Regions from separate parts of the Homo sapiens genome. Here region 2 is linked to region 1. A link is a contact called in ENCODE Hi-C or POLR2A ChIA-PET data. All regions are on one chromosome and are shown on one strand. Each heading gives the region's core, a stretch centred on a gene start or an enhancer-like site at or near the end of the contact. The rest is flanking DNA. Distances are from core to core; before and after follow the strand shown. Region 1 overlaps WDR70 (WD repeat domain 70). Region 2 holds the start of LINC02119 (long intergenic non-protein coding RNA 2119).

Region 1 (6,776 bases), core at 1,325-3,824:
AGAACTCACTCTGATAGAACAAGATATGAGTGGAAGCATTAATTCAATGTTTATTAATAATCTATCACTTGTCAAACTATATATAGGGACTAAAGGGGAAAAGGGTATGATTAGATATTAGCATTTTATAGTTCTAGTGGTAAAATGAAAATCATGACTACGTCTCCTAAATCTACTTTGGGCTGAATTTCTTTGGTTCCTTGTCTCTACTCATTCCACTCTTTTGTTAAGACAGAATATCTTGAAATCTCTCAGATCCTTTTTGATAGAACATTGATTCCCAGCTGGGCATGGTGGCACGCGCCTGTAGTCCGAGCTACTCAGGAGGCTGAGGCAGGAAGATTGCTTGAGCCTAGGAGTTTGAGGCTTCAGTGAGCTATGATTGTGCCACTGCATTCCAGCCTGGGTGACAGAGTGAGACTCTGTCTCTTAAAAAAAAAAAAAAGAAAGAAAGAAAGAAAGAAAAAAACAAAGAAATAAAAATTCTGACTCCCATGTGAATGGCAAAAAAATAGGCCAAAAAAAAATAGGTAAATGGCTGCAAACCCTTACCTGAGATTCCAGAGGAACTAAGGAGAAAGCTGAAAAGAGTCTACAAGACTTTTATTTAATTCATATCTGATTTAACAGACTTACTCTAGAAGAGTGGTTCTTAACCTATGTACCACTGAAGAGGAATGGGATATTGTACAGAGAAAATCAAATCAGAATGGCTGTGTTTTCCCCATCAGCTGGGGGGAAAATTAAGTTAAAGGGGCAGGTTTTCACAACTTTAGGCTTGCTTTCCACAATTTTTCTCAAATCTATGGTGCCTGCTACCCAGGCTAGCAAGTTCTAAAAGATGATAAAACAAATATAATAGTGAGTAAATATTAACAGAAAAACTTGAAAAAATAAGATATATTTAATTTGATAGTTTGGGTATTTTTTGGGGGGGGGGTTGTTGTTGCTTTGTACCTATGCTTGTAAAACCTAGTTTATAATGCATACATATAAAAGTCACATTTTCTCCTAATAAAATTGCTCCTGGTTGGGAAGATGTAATTAAGTATATCAATAGCTCATGGTCTACAAAGTGCAGCTTCTAGGTGCTCCACCACTGAGACTAATTTGAGATAGACCACTGGAAATTCCCAGATGGCCACAGCCAGGTATATGGAAACATAAGGAGAGTCACAAACATAACTTCATGAAGTCATGTTTATGAAACCCTATGTAGAAGAAATCCATCTGAGCCAAGACTCATCTCTTTTAGTCTTTGCTTAAATGTCATTGCTATCTAAACCACCCAATTTAAAACTGTGCCCCAGAACTCCCCTTAGTCTGCTTTTCTTTTTTTATAGCATGTATCATCTTTTAATATAATATATAACTTATTTATTAATGATGCTGATTGTCTGCCTTCCCCACTAGAACACATATTTCATGGGCAAAGATCTCAGTCAGTTTTGTTTGGCAACATATCCCAAGTGCCTAGATTAGTGTCTGGTGCTCAAAAAATGTTCACCAAAGGAATGAATTAAAAGCTACAGTTCACCCATGCCTAAATGGATTGCTTTGCTAGGTAGAGCTGGAGACAATTTTCAAATTAAAATCATTACTCCATGAGAAATAATTTGATTTCCTCATATCATTATTATACTCAGGTATCCTACAAATGTAGCAGGGTTAGATTCCTCCTAATGTGGTCCTAGAGAGAGAGAATGTACATGAATCACAGAATAATGAAAGCGGCTGTCAAAGGCTTTCAGAAATCTCAGCCACCCATAAATGGCCCAGGACAATATTAAGGGCACAGTATTAGAGTTATTTCTCTTTCTTGGTTCTCTAGAGGTCTGGCTCAGCAGTCTAAGATTACTAGTTCTCAAATATGTTTTCAAGTGAGCAGGGTGCAGAATTGGAAAAGATCCACAATGTAGGCCTGATAAATTCCAAGACATCCAGCCAAACAGGCAGTTTCCAGGGGCAGCAGGTTACTGTTACTCTCTCCCTCTTCACTGAGGGTGTAAATGTTAGAGAGAGGCAACTGCCCAAGCCAACAGACCAAGGTCCAATTGCTTTCCAGGGAGTCCAAGGACACCTCACCTCTATTCCTGTTCACATCCTGTACCCTCCAGAGCCTTTACACACACATATAGCTGATTAGTATATGTTCTTACAGAGAAGCATATTTACCCTCCTTTCATGCCGAAACAGGGAGAGGCAAATAAGACCCCTTAAACTAAACAGTCATTCCAGAGCCCCATGCACTGTGGCAATGAGTCACTAAGCAGCAAATGAGAGGCCAGTGAGCAATCTGATTTAGGCAGAGGATACTTAAGGCTCAATTACCCTAAGACCAGTTATTAATCAAATACTACAAGGATTCTAAAACACGAAATGAAGAAACAAAATTTAAAGCCAAAGGTGGGTGGGCCTTTTTTGTTTATTAATATTTATTGTGTGTGTTTAGCTAACCTTTGTAAACTTTGCAGCTAATGCGGCTCCACATTTTATCCTGTCAAGGAAATGCATCTTATAGCAGAGAGCTGGCTACCTGCCAAACCAAACAATCCCTGAGACTGCGGCAGGGCTGGGAAGCAAGCTGAGCTGCCACGCTGCTAACTTGTCAAACATACATACCGGCTTTGCTTAACAACAATGCGACACGTGCCTGCTAGAAGCCTAAGGAACCAACATCAGAAGACAGATGAGCTATAAATACTTAGAAAGAGTACAATCCCTCGATCAACCAACCACCCCAAACTTTCTTCATCCTGTTCTTGAAGAAGTGCTTCTTTACTGGGAGCGTGACACATTCAGACCTAAGGAGTCACTGAGAAATGCAGCAAATAAAGCATAGAGAGCACATTTGAATAAAAGGACCAGAGAACCAGGAAGGAACATCAAGACATGAGATCTACAGAATCAAAGAGAAAGCCCTCACATTATATCATGAGATTCCAATGGCAGAAGGCCACTGCAGTGCAAAGAACTAGGTTCTGAAATTAGTCTGCATATTTTAATAAACTTATTTGCTTAATTAAATTGACAAAGTGTTTTATTCTTACACTAATCTACTTCATTTCCTAAAACATGTGGGTTCACTAATGGCTTCCTCTAGCTGCCAAAGTTGAACTTTACATTTCAGCACAAAATGAAGCTTATTCTTTTAAACCAAAGCCCATTTTCATTTTAACCCTTTAATTTGGTAGTGGAGGGTAACCACAAATTTGCCCAAAAATAAGAGACAAGAACTGGAATAGGAGACCATAAGCATGACTAGAAGGAGTTACAAGACCTTAATGTGCTCAACAGAGAGATTTTTTTCTTCTCTGCAGAGACCAAAGAAAAAAGAGAGGGGTAGGCCGGGGAGAAAGAGAGCACGATGTCGAGCTAGCAGTGTCAAAATTCCAAAATAGGAATTTTGGAATTACCCCTTAGCAAAAGTGAAAAGACCACAAAAATTTCCAAATAATTTATTTCTGTGGTTATTTTGTTTACTTTTAGAGGAACCAGGGAAGCAAATAAGGGGAGGAGGAGAAGGAAACCAAAGAGAGAAATGATTTACATTTTAGGACATGGTAGAAAGGGAATTATTAGGTACTGGAACTTTATATTATTTAATATAATTGAGTCCTCACAAATACTACAAAATTAATAATCTCATCCCATCTCACAGATGAAGAAACTGAGGCTGTAGAGAGTGGTAACTTTCCCAAGGTCACATAATAACTCGCACATAGAGGAGCTGGGTCAATAAGCAGGTTTCTCCAACTCCACTGTTCATTCCCTTACTACTTAACCATGCAAAGCCCTATTTGGAAAGATGGGGCAGAAAGAAGGTAGCTGACATTTAATCATATCCAAACCCACCTAACCCAGTAGAAACCTTAGCAAGTTTGTATTAAAAAGGAGTTATTACTAAAATCATTTTTTTAAAAAGCCCACTAGTTCCCAGTTCACAAATGTTACTATAAAAGAAATCAATGCCTGCGTAACATCTTAGGGATCTGCAATGCACATATCTAAACAACGCCCTTATTCTACATGCTAAAAGAAAGCCAACAGCCTTCATAACTTTATACCTTAAACATGATTATGTTGAAACTCCATTTCCGGATCCTCCACAGCTGCTGACCCATACTGTAAACCAAACTCCATCTGGTTTTTTCACGTTTGGTTTTTGTCATATAGTACAAGAATGGATAAGCTAATGCAGTGATTCCCTGAACAAGCATTTTTCACAATTTTCAAATGAAAAGCCTGACACCTGTCCGTGAAGGAGTCTGTTACACAATTTTGCAGACTTGTATAGAGGCAGTCTTAGAGTTACAGACATCCTTGGGACTATCCAACACATTTGAATGGGTGTGTGTGTGTGCGTGTGTGTGTGTTTGTGTGTGCAGATTCCAGACACTAAGAAAGAAGATCAAGATGTGAACCCAAAACAAATAAAAAGAAAACAGATAAAAACAAAAAAAATACTGGAGAAAGAACTTTCTTCAGACTTCCACAAGCCCAAGATATTCTTCACAGAGAAAGAAAAACTGTTTTCTATATTAAAATATTGGGCCAGGGAAGTATGAGAGTAAAATGGGAATTGTTTCAACTTTTCCAGGCTATTTGTCCTGTCTTTGTTCCCTCCACTCTCTCCCAAAGCCTTGCTTTTCTCAAACTTGGGATGGCCTTGCCACATGCATGGGCCACAAGACTTGGCTTCATCCCTCTGAAGTTCAGGAAGCAAACATGGTGAGTAAGCCCCAGTCTCCAATAACTAAGACTCATCACCACCTCCTGATCTCTACAGATATCCCCTCAATGGAAAAGTTTAAAGGCAGACATTTTCTCTACACATCTTGCTAAGTGAGCATATGCCTCTCCTTTTCCCCTCCTCCACATTCCTCCAGTTCCAAGGAAATTCTACCATGGGCCAGACTTGTGGCAACTGTCTTTTTTTTTTTTTTTTTTTTGCCAGAAATCTTCTCAATCTTCTCCCTTCCCTATCCTGAAAAATTCTCTAATAGGCCAGATAGGAGTGCAATGGTGAAAAGAAAAAATGCCATAGTACTTTCATAAATGTGGGGGCTGCTGCAGAAAAACCAAGTAAGGGAAAGTGTTGCTTTGCACCTGTCATACACATTTGATACAGATGCATATATTATGCATTTTAAAAACTGGCATCTAATTATCAAATTAATTCCCAGAAAACTCATGGAAAATGCTTTTACTAAAATAACTCATTTACAGTCTGTGCTATAAAATAAAGGTAACCACTAAAGCAGCAAAAATCTGGAACCTGGTAGTCATCCTTGGCACTAAATGAATCCCATCTGTATCTGATAATAAACCTGCTTAAAGAATTTCATCATGAGAAAAAGTTCTCAGAGAAAATGGAAGGTCTCTTGGGAAGTAAAATTAAATACAATTTTGTTCATCTAATTCAAAACAGTAAAAGTTTGCTCCAACCCTGTTACTTGAGAAGAATTTGTGAAGGCAAAGAAGGCATAAGTAAAGACTGAAGAAAGTCTGGTAATTATTCTTATTAATGATAGTCTGTGAGTAGGAAACAAACAGGAGACTGGGAACAGGAGTCCACAGGGTGAGTGACCCAGGTGGGTGGTCGTCCTGCAAGGCAAATGACCCCAGAGGTCCCACCTCATGGGATCCACTTAGATGCAGCAGAGCTTCCCACTGGTGGGCACAGAATGGGATACCAAGATATGGTAGGTGTATCAAGATATGGAGCCCCTCATGCCTAAGAGGAGCCTGGGGCACTGGGGCTAGTCATTTCTAGAGAAGAGGAGCCTTATCTGTTTATATGACATATTATCATTTATTATGGAGACCAGGTTGTGAGAAGGCATGGGAAGCACTATATGGCTATTTCTCTTCATTTAAGACCCACAGTGTAAACCCAACTCCACCTGGTTTTTCTATGTTTGGTCTACACAGACCTGGGCTCCTTTACATTTCTTCATTTATCAACAGAGATAGGCATAAAGATAATGACCATCAATCCTATGTTTATATAAATAAAACAGTAATGCATGAAACTTTTTAAATCTCTAACTGCTAGATAAGAAATATATGTAATCAGATCTTGGAAATCATTAAGTATGTAAAACCAAGAAAACACAGGAAAAGCTGAATCTTCCTGTATAGACGAACTACGCAGGATATGTAAAATATTATTTATCTTACTATAGTACAGGTAAAGATGTTTTAAATATCATACTCTTTTATTCAGTCCTTTGGGGGTCTCACAACCCATCCTCCTACAAGACCACTATCTATCATTTCCAAAAAGGAAAAATACTATCCCGGGATGCATTTTAATTATAGAACTTGTTCTTCCCCACACTATATATAATTGTGAAAGTTTGGCCAGAATTCTGATAGAACAGCTGGAAAACTTGTTACCAAAGATCATTCATCAGATTCAGGCTGAGGGAGAAAAACTGTCAGAAAATCCTACAAGACATAAAGTCCTTCACTTGGTCCATCAGTGGGATGTGATACGGTGCTAGGGTTAGACAATGGAGCTCTAGTCATTACTGTATTATTTGTTTACACATTATGAAAAGAATAGTATCATTCTGAACATTTTTAAACATCTACAAATCAAGTTCTCTTTTTTTATATTTTATAGAGGAAGTATGTTTCTCCCTAGTGAATAAGTATTACCTAATAATAATAAGTAAATATAACATTATAATAATAAAATTAAGTACTACCTAGTGGCTGATTCCTTATCTAGCTTTGCCATTCATGGCAATCATGTCTACACAAGTTTA
Region 2 (6,188 bases), core at 2,289-4,788, 430 kb before region 1:
CTGTATAGCCCCCACAGCTGATTTCCTTTCTGGCAAGATGCCTCCTGGTAAACATCACTGGGTAAGCAAGAGGATATGTGGGTCCAGAGCACTGATATAGGGCTGTGATTCAGATTATGCCTTTGGTCATTGGTCATCATTGTCTTCAAACTGCATATTATGAACACCAATTGTATTGGGGACTGTTAGGTATGGAGGGGAAGGCTTGTTATTTTCTATTCAGGGAACAGTTATTAGAGTTTACCGTCTTCAGACTTCTATTGCTATATCTTGGGAATGAAAGGAAGAAAGGATGTGGACTGGAATCTTCTGTGCCTGGAAAATAATAAGAAACTTGATTGTGGCTCAGCTGTATCGTCACCCCTGCTCTCTTGGCTGTTGTTTACAGAACTCAAATTGGAAGATAAGCATATTCCTTATCTTAGGGCAGTTTTCTCAGATGCAGATTCTGAAATGAAGGAGAGAAGTAGAGGAAGATGGATGATGGGCAGGGAAGGGGAAAAAGCCAAGCAGGGGACCGTGGTTTATGAGAAATTTCAGAAAGGGGATGTAGGCCTGATCCTGCAGGAAAACTCCAGAGTGCGAATCATGTCTCCGAGTTTTTCCCAAACGAGGCAATGGATCCGAGCTTTCCCTCTCCTTTGCCAGTCATTGGCTAATGGCTGTGCAGGGAGGATGCAACCCCTTAGGCACTTCTGGTTTTCAGGCTTGCAGACAATGGGGCAGTCCTCTGAGAGAGTCACAAGGGTGAACCTAGAAACAAAATCACAGAGAAGCTAGGGGAAAGGCACACCAACATGGCACAATGGATCTGAGGGGACGTGAGAAGAGCAGAGAAGTGGCCACTACACTACTGGTCAGAGATGCCCATCCTTTAGCCAAAGGTTGTTCTATATAGCTGTCAATGCCTGTCACAGGAGCCTTTCAGATTATGGTTTTGTGAGAGTCAACGCTAAAACCTAAATACAATAGGATTAGTACATACGTAGTGCAAATTATAGTCTATACTTGAAAACCGATGGCCAAAATACTTTAAGGAATCTTGAAAACCATTAGAATTATTGGCATTTGATTTTGTCATTTTCTCTGCATCCCTGACCCACCAAAGTAGTCTCCTTCACTTGTTTTAGCTTGGCCAATCCTTTATATGCATAAATACATCCTCCTCCAGAAAGGCCTCCCTAATGCAGTGAGATGGCAGCACTATTACCTGCACTTCTACCATTTAATGGACACTCATGTTATTCATTTTTATGTAAATATTAATTTTCCAAACTGACTGCATGATCCTTGAAGACAGGGATTTTGCCTCATCCTTCTTCTTATCCCTACTCCTCCAGCATCCAACAGGGTGCCCTACAGTCCATCATGGCATGTGAATGAACACTTAATGATTGACAAGCAGTCAAAGTGAATGTCCAACTAGTGCTACGTGATCATTTTCATTTCTTATACTGCTTATGAAAACTGTTGATAAGATACTAATCAAAAACATATTTCATTGAAAAGAGACCATTTGCAATATATGTTACCCTTCCTGTTGAATTTCGGGGACCTTGATGTTACTCAAATTTAGACAAGAATGACCAACTCATTTCAAGATAGCTATAGATATGGATATGGATATAGATATATACACATATACACATGCACCAGAAAGGCAAGAGGTGGTGCATTAGAACAAACACGGGACTGGAATTTGGGAGATGCCAATCTCATATCAGCACTGCTCCCATCTCCTTATGAGGCCTTCCTTAGCCATTTCATACCTTTGCACTTCAGCTGAAGGAAATATACTACATGATCTCTAAAGTCTCTTCAACCCCAAAAGTTCTACTAGTTGTGTTTTCTTTATTTATGAAGGAGTGGAATCCAAGAAGACAAATATAACCCTTGCTTCAACTCTTGCTTCCTCACTGTGCTCAATAAATATGTATTCACAATGATGTTATGCCACATGTCTAATCTTGAAGTTGACTTATGGTCCACCCAGAGGGAGGAAATATGTGAAAGGATTATTAAGGGATAAGAGAAGGAGCTAACAACAGAAGACATTGTGGAAAGTTATCTATTCATTCATCAAGCATGTGTTTAGGACCTACTACATGAGAAATTGGGTTAGATCCAGGAGATCTGAAGGAGGCACAGTCCTTGCTTTTATGGAACTCCTAGATTGATACTTAGAACATTTCATTCAATTGGGAGAAAATAGTGGAGGTGATTTTGCTTTTCATTGAGGTAAACCCTACCAAAAACATTTCATTATTATTAGCTCTTCTTCCATTCATATTTTGTGCATCTGACTTTCTTTCTTTCTTTCTTTTTTGAGATGGAGTCTCGCTTCTTCGCCCAGGCTGGAATGCTATGGCCCAATCTCGGCTCACTGCAACCTCCCCCTCCCAGGTTCAAGCAATTCTCCTGCCTCAGTCTCCCAAGTAGCTGGGATTACAGGCATGTGCCAGCACTCCTGGCTAATTTTTGTATTTTTAGTAGAGACGGGGTTTCACCATGTTGGCCAGACTGGTCTCAAACTCCTGACCTCAAGTGATCTGCCTGCCTCAGCCTCCCAAAGAGCTGAGATTACAGGTGCGAGCCACCGCACCCAGCTGACTTTCCTTCTTTCTAATATTCTAAAGAGTACTGGACTCTGATCCAGCATCCCCGGTTTCTAGTTTCAGTTCAGCTGCAAACTGTGTGATCTTAGGCAACAAGGCCAACCCCCAATGCTTAGTTACCACATCTCTTCAAAGAGTACCGAACACTTGTTCCTCATGCCTCAAGCAATTTTTATCAGGACGTAAAGGTATTCAGGACAACAAAAAAAGTGTATAAGAACTATATTATATAAGATGATTTTATTAACTAGTCAACAATGATGTCATTCACCCATCTGAAGTTGCCTCTTCTCCCTCAAAGGGAAAAATATGAATGTTTAAGTTTTTTTATACAGTAATTTATTTTGCAAGTTGCATTTTTCCTTTAGTATACTGGTTTATTTTCTGCATTTTGAAGAACAATTAATCTAGTTGCTCATCAAATTACTGTACAACTTTATATATTATATTATTTCATTTCCTTATTCCAACTCAGAAAGTATGGAGATCTATTTCTATGGAATGAGGAAGGAGGATATGCTAAGTTTATTTAATAAAGACTCATGAAAATTTATCCAAAAAAATTTCCCTTCTAGGTCACAAAAATATGATCTCCTGCAAATAGCTGAATCTAAAAGACCCATCAGATGATCAGAGAGTCACTGAAAATGCTTACTAAACCAACCCTTACTCTAGAAATCAGGAAAAGAAAGAAAACTTGAAGAAGCTCAGATTTGACAATTCTGACATTTGGAAAATCAAGTCAGCAAAGAAAGCTGCTGTCAAAGAATGTGAGCAAGGCCATTTACAATGTAACCATACCTACTCATTCAGCTCTGTATCCATTCACTCTCTCCTTCAACATTCATTGAGCATCAAGCATGTGAAAGTGCTGCACTTGGTACTGAGCAGAACACCAGGCTCTCACTGAATGCTCTCATCACTGGTGGAACGGTCTATTAGCAAAATCGCAGAGCAGTGGAAAATATTAAAGCAAGATAACACCGAATTGAACAAAGCCACCTTTGAAACGCAACCTTTTAATATCAGGTTGAACAGCTCTTCCTATTTGCCCATCTGCTAACCTTTAAAAGATTCCTCTCATTGCTGATACGGCCAGTTGCCCCAGCCTGCCTTCAATAGTGCACAAAGGGCATCTTTGTTTTCCTCCCAGTGAACTCAGAGGCCAACCCAGGGAACAGTGAAATATCCAGGATGGAAATGAGGTGTCTCCGTGACAGCGGACTCCTTCTTTTGCCCCCATTTATCGAGATCAACATGACTGAGTCACCAGTAGATGAAACCAATGATTGTTTTACTCGGACTTCCCCAGAGTCACCCCCTGAGTCAGTGGGTAAACTGGGGTAAGAACCCAGCCTTGTCCTATGAGGCTGAGCGGGTCTACTATATTTATCCAGGGTCTCATGATTCTTAGTGCTTTTGCTCTGCCCTCTAATTTGCACTGTGCCTGCTATAATATCTAAACGGGAAGTTGCCAGCTAGAATGGTCATTATCCGAGAAATCTATTTAAACATGTTTATAAGGTCAAATGAAGTGGGTGGTGGATAAGCTAGACAGAAAACAAAAGCTTTGGCTCAGCATAGCCAGTGAGGCTAAAGCTAAAGAGAGAAGTGTTTTCATGTTGAATTTGCACATGGTAGAAAAAGGCAGTCTAAGCATAATTATATATAAATGCAGGAATGAGCAGTCAAAATATTAAAACGACCAAATGATTTCTATTTAAGAAGCTGGACAATGGAATTGACTTATGGTAAGTCAAGGGACTGTCTGTTTGAGGCAGCATGCCGGTATAGCAGAGCCCAAGATCAAATTTTGGAAAAGCTCCTAGTGTATCCCAACCAGTGGGAAGAGCTGGGATGATCAAGAAAGATGCCCAGAATCAACCAAAAATGACCTGGGGGAGACTTCACAATGGAATAGTGAATACTATTGAACAAGAGGGAAATAAGGAGGTGAGAAAAACACCTAATATCTCTGGGAGCCCAAGCTGGGATTCTTGTATATTTAAGACTTTGAAGAACAGCTCTCTGTACCAAAGAAATCCACATCTTAGAGTTAGGAGTCAACCATTTCATTATGTGACTGACCTCCAGGCTCTGCCAAGCCATTCTTCAACATCAAAGAGGAGGGAAGAGGGGAAAAGAAACTATTGTCATACGTCACTTAATGGTAGGGATACATTCCTTCTGAAATGCATCATTTGGCGACTTTGTCCTTGTGTGAACATCATAGTGTACTTACACAAACCTAGATGGTATAGCCTACTATACACCTAGGATATAAGGTATAGCCTATTGCTCCTACCCTACAAACCTGTACAGCATGTTACTGTACTCAATATTGTAGGCAATTATAACACAATGGTAAGCATTTTTGAATCTAAACATAGAAAAGATACAGTAAAAATACAGTATAAAACATTAAAACGGGTACCCTTGTATAGGGCACTTACCGTGATTGGAGCTTGCAGGCCTGGAAGATGTTCTGGGTGAGTGAGTGAGTGAGTGGTGAGTGAATGTGAAGGCCTAGGACATTACTGTACACAACCGTAGACTTTATAAACACTGGACACTTAGGCTACACTAAATTTATTTAAAATTTTTTTCTTTCTTCAATAATAAATTACCCTTAGCTTACTGAAACTTTTTTACTTTATAAACTTTTTAATTTTTTTAACTTTTTGACTCTTTTGTAATAACGTTTAGCTTAAAACACGAATACATTGTACAGCTGTACAAAAATATTTTCTTTCTTTATATCTTTACTCTATAAGCTTTTTTCTATTAAATTCTTTTTTACTTTTTAAACTTTTTTGTTAAAAACTAAGACACAAATGCAAACATTAGCCTAGGCCTACACAGGGTCAGGATCATCAATATCACTGTCTTCCACTTCCACATCTTGTCCCACTGGAAGGTCTTCAGAGGCAGTTACACGCGTGAAGCTGTTGTCTCCTACGATAACAATGCCTTCTTCTGGAATACCTCCTAAAGGACCTTCCTGAGGCTGTTTTACAGTTTTTTTTTTAAATAAGTAAAAGGAGTACTCTAAAATAGTGATGAAAATTATGTATAAGTCAGTAACGTTGTTTATTATCATTTTTAAGTATTATGTACATGTACAATGCATAATAGTTGTGCTAGACTTTCTTTTTCTTTTTTTTTTTCTTTTTGAGACAGAGTTTTGCTCTGTCACCCAGGCTGGAGTGCAGTGGCACAGTTGTGGCTCATTGTAGCCTCAAACTTCTGAGCTCAAGTGATCCTCCCATGTTAGTCTCCTGAGTAGCTGGGATTACAGGCACATGCCACTGTTCCCTACTGGTTTTTTCATATGAGACCACCGTCCTACATGTGGACCATCACTGGGCAAAGCATCATTATGCAGTGTGTGACTGTATCTCCTTATTCCTGTTTCTGAGAAACAGGGATATGAGTCGGTGAGGCTTTCGGTGGCAAAGAGAAGTGTAGCATCTGAGAATGCTTCCCACACATTCTGCATGAGCTTGGATGCTAGTTTACAAAGATCAAGCAATTAAATAGATTCTATGCCACTGAAAGAAATCTGGTATGGCT

Evidence for each region. A loop is a pair of places that touch in the nucleus more often than their neighbours do. ChIA-PET counts read pairs that join two places held with the same protein, here RNA polymerase II (POLR2A).
Region 2: a loop to region 1 is called in a map of HepG2, with 10 times the contacts of the local background. The contact joins the promoter of LINC02119 here to the enhancer-like site in region 1. A Hi-C loop is called at or near these places in 1 of 168 maps with a recorded cell type or tissue (HepG2). POLR2A ChIA-PET finds 5 or more read pairs at or near these places in 1 of 52 experiments (WTC11).

Annotation. Positions count from the first base shown.
Region 1 is chr5:37,713,514-37,720,289 of GRCh38, reverse strand. The region is part of intron 13 of WDR70 (WD repeat domain 70); the gene reads right to left. Among named protein-coding and RNA genes, the nearest start is that of GDNF-AS1, 120 kb to the left of the region's middle. RefSeq lists a silencer at 2,409-2,703. Within about 2 kb of position 2,574, at least 7 of the 41 ENCODE cell types and tissues checked have a DNase peak (open chromatin) inside an H3K27ac peak, as active enhancers do.
Region 2 is chr5:38,145,830-38,152,017 of GRCh38, reverse strand. It overlaps LINC02119 (long intergenic non-protein coding RNA 2119), which reads right to left and starts at 3,538. Exons shown (of 2, transcript NR_134272.1): 1 at 3,417-3,538; 2 at 1-753. All of the region lies in intron 2 of LINC02107 (long intergenic non-protein coding RNA 2107), which reads right to left. RefSeq lists a silencer at 3,657-3,951.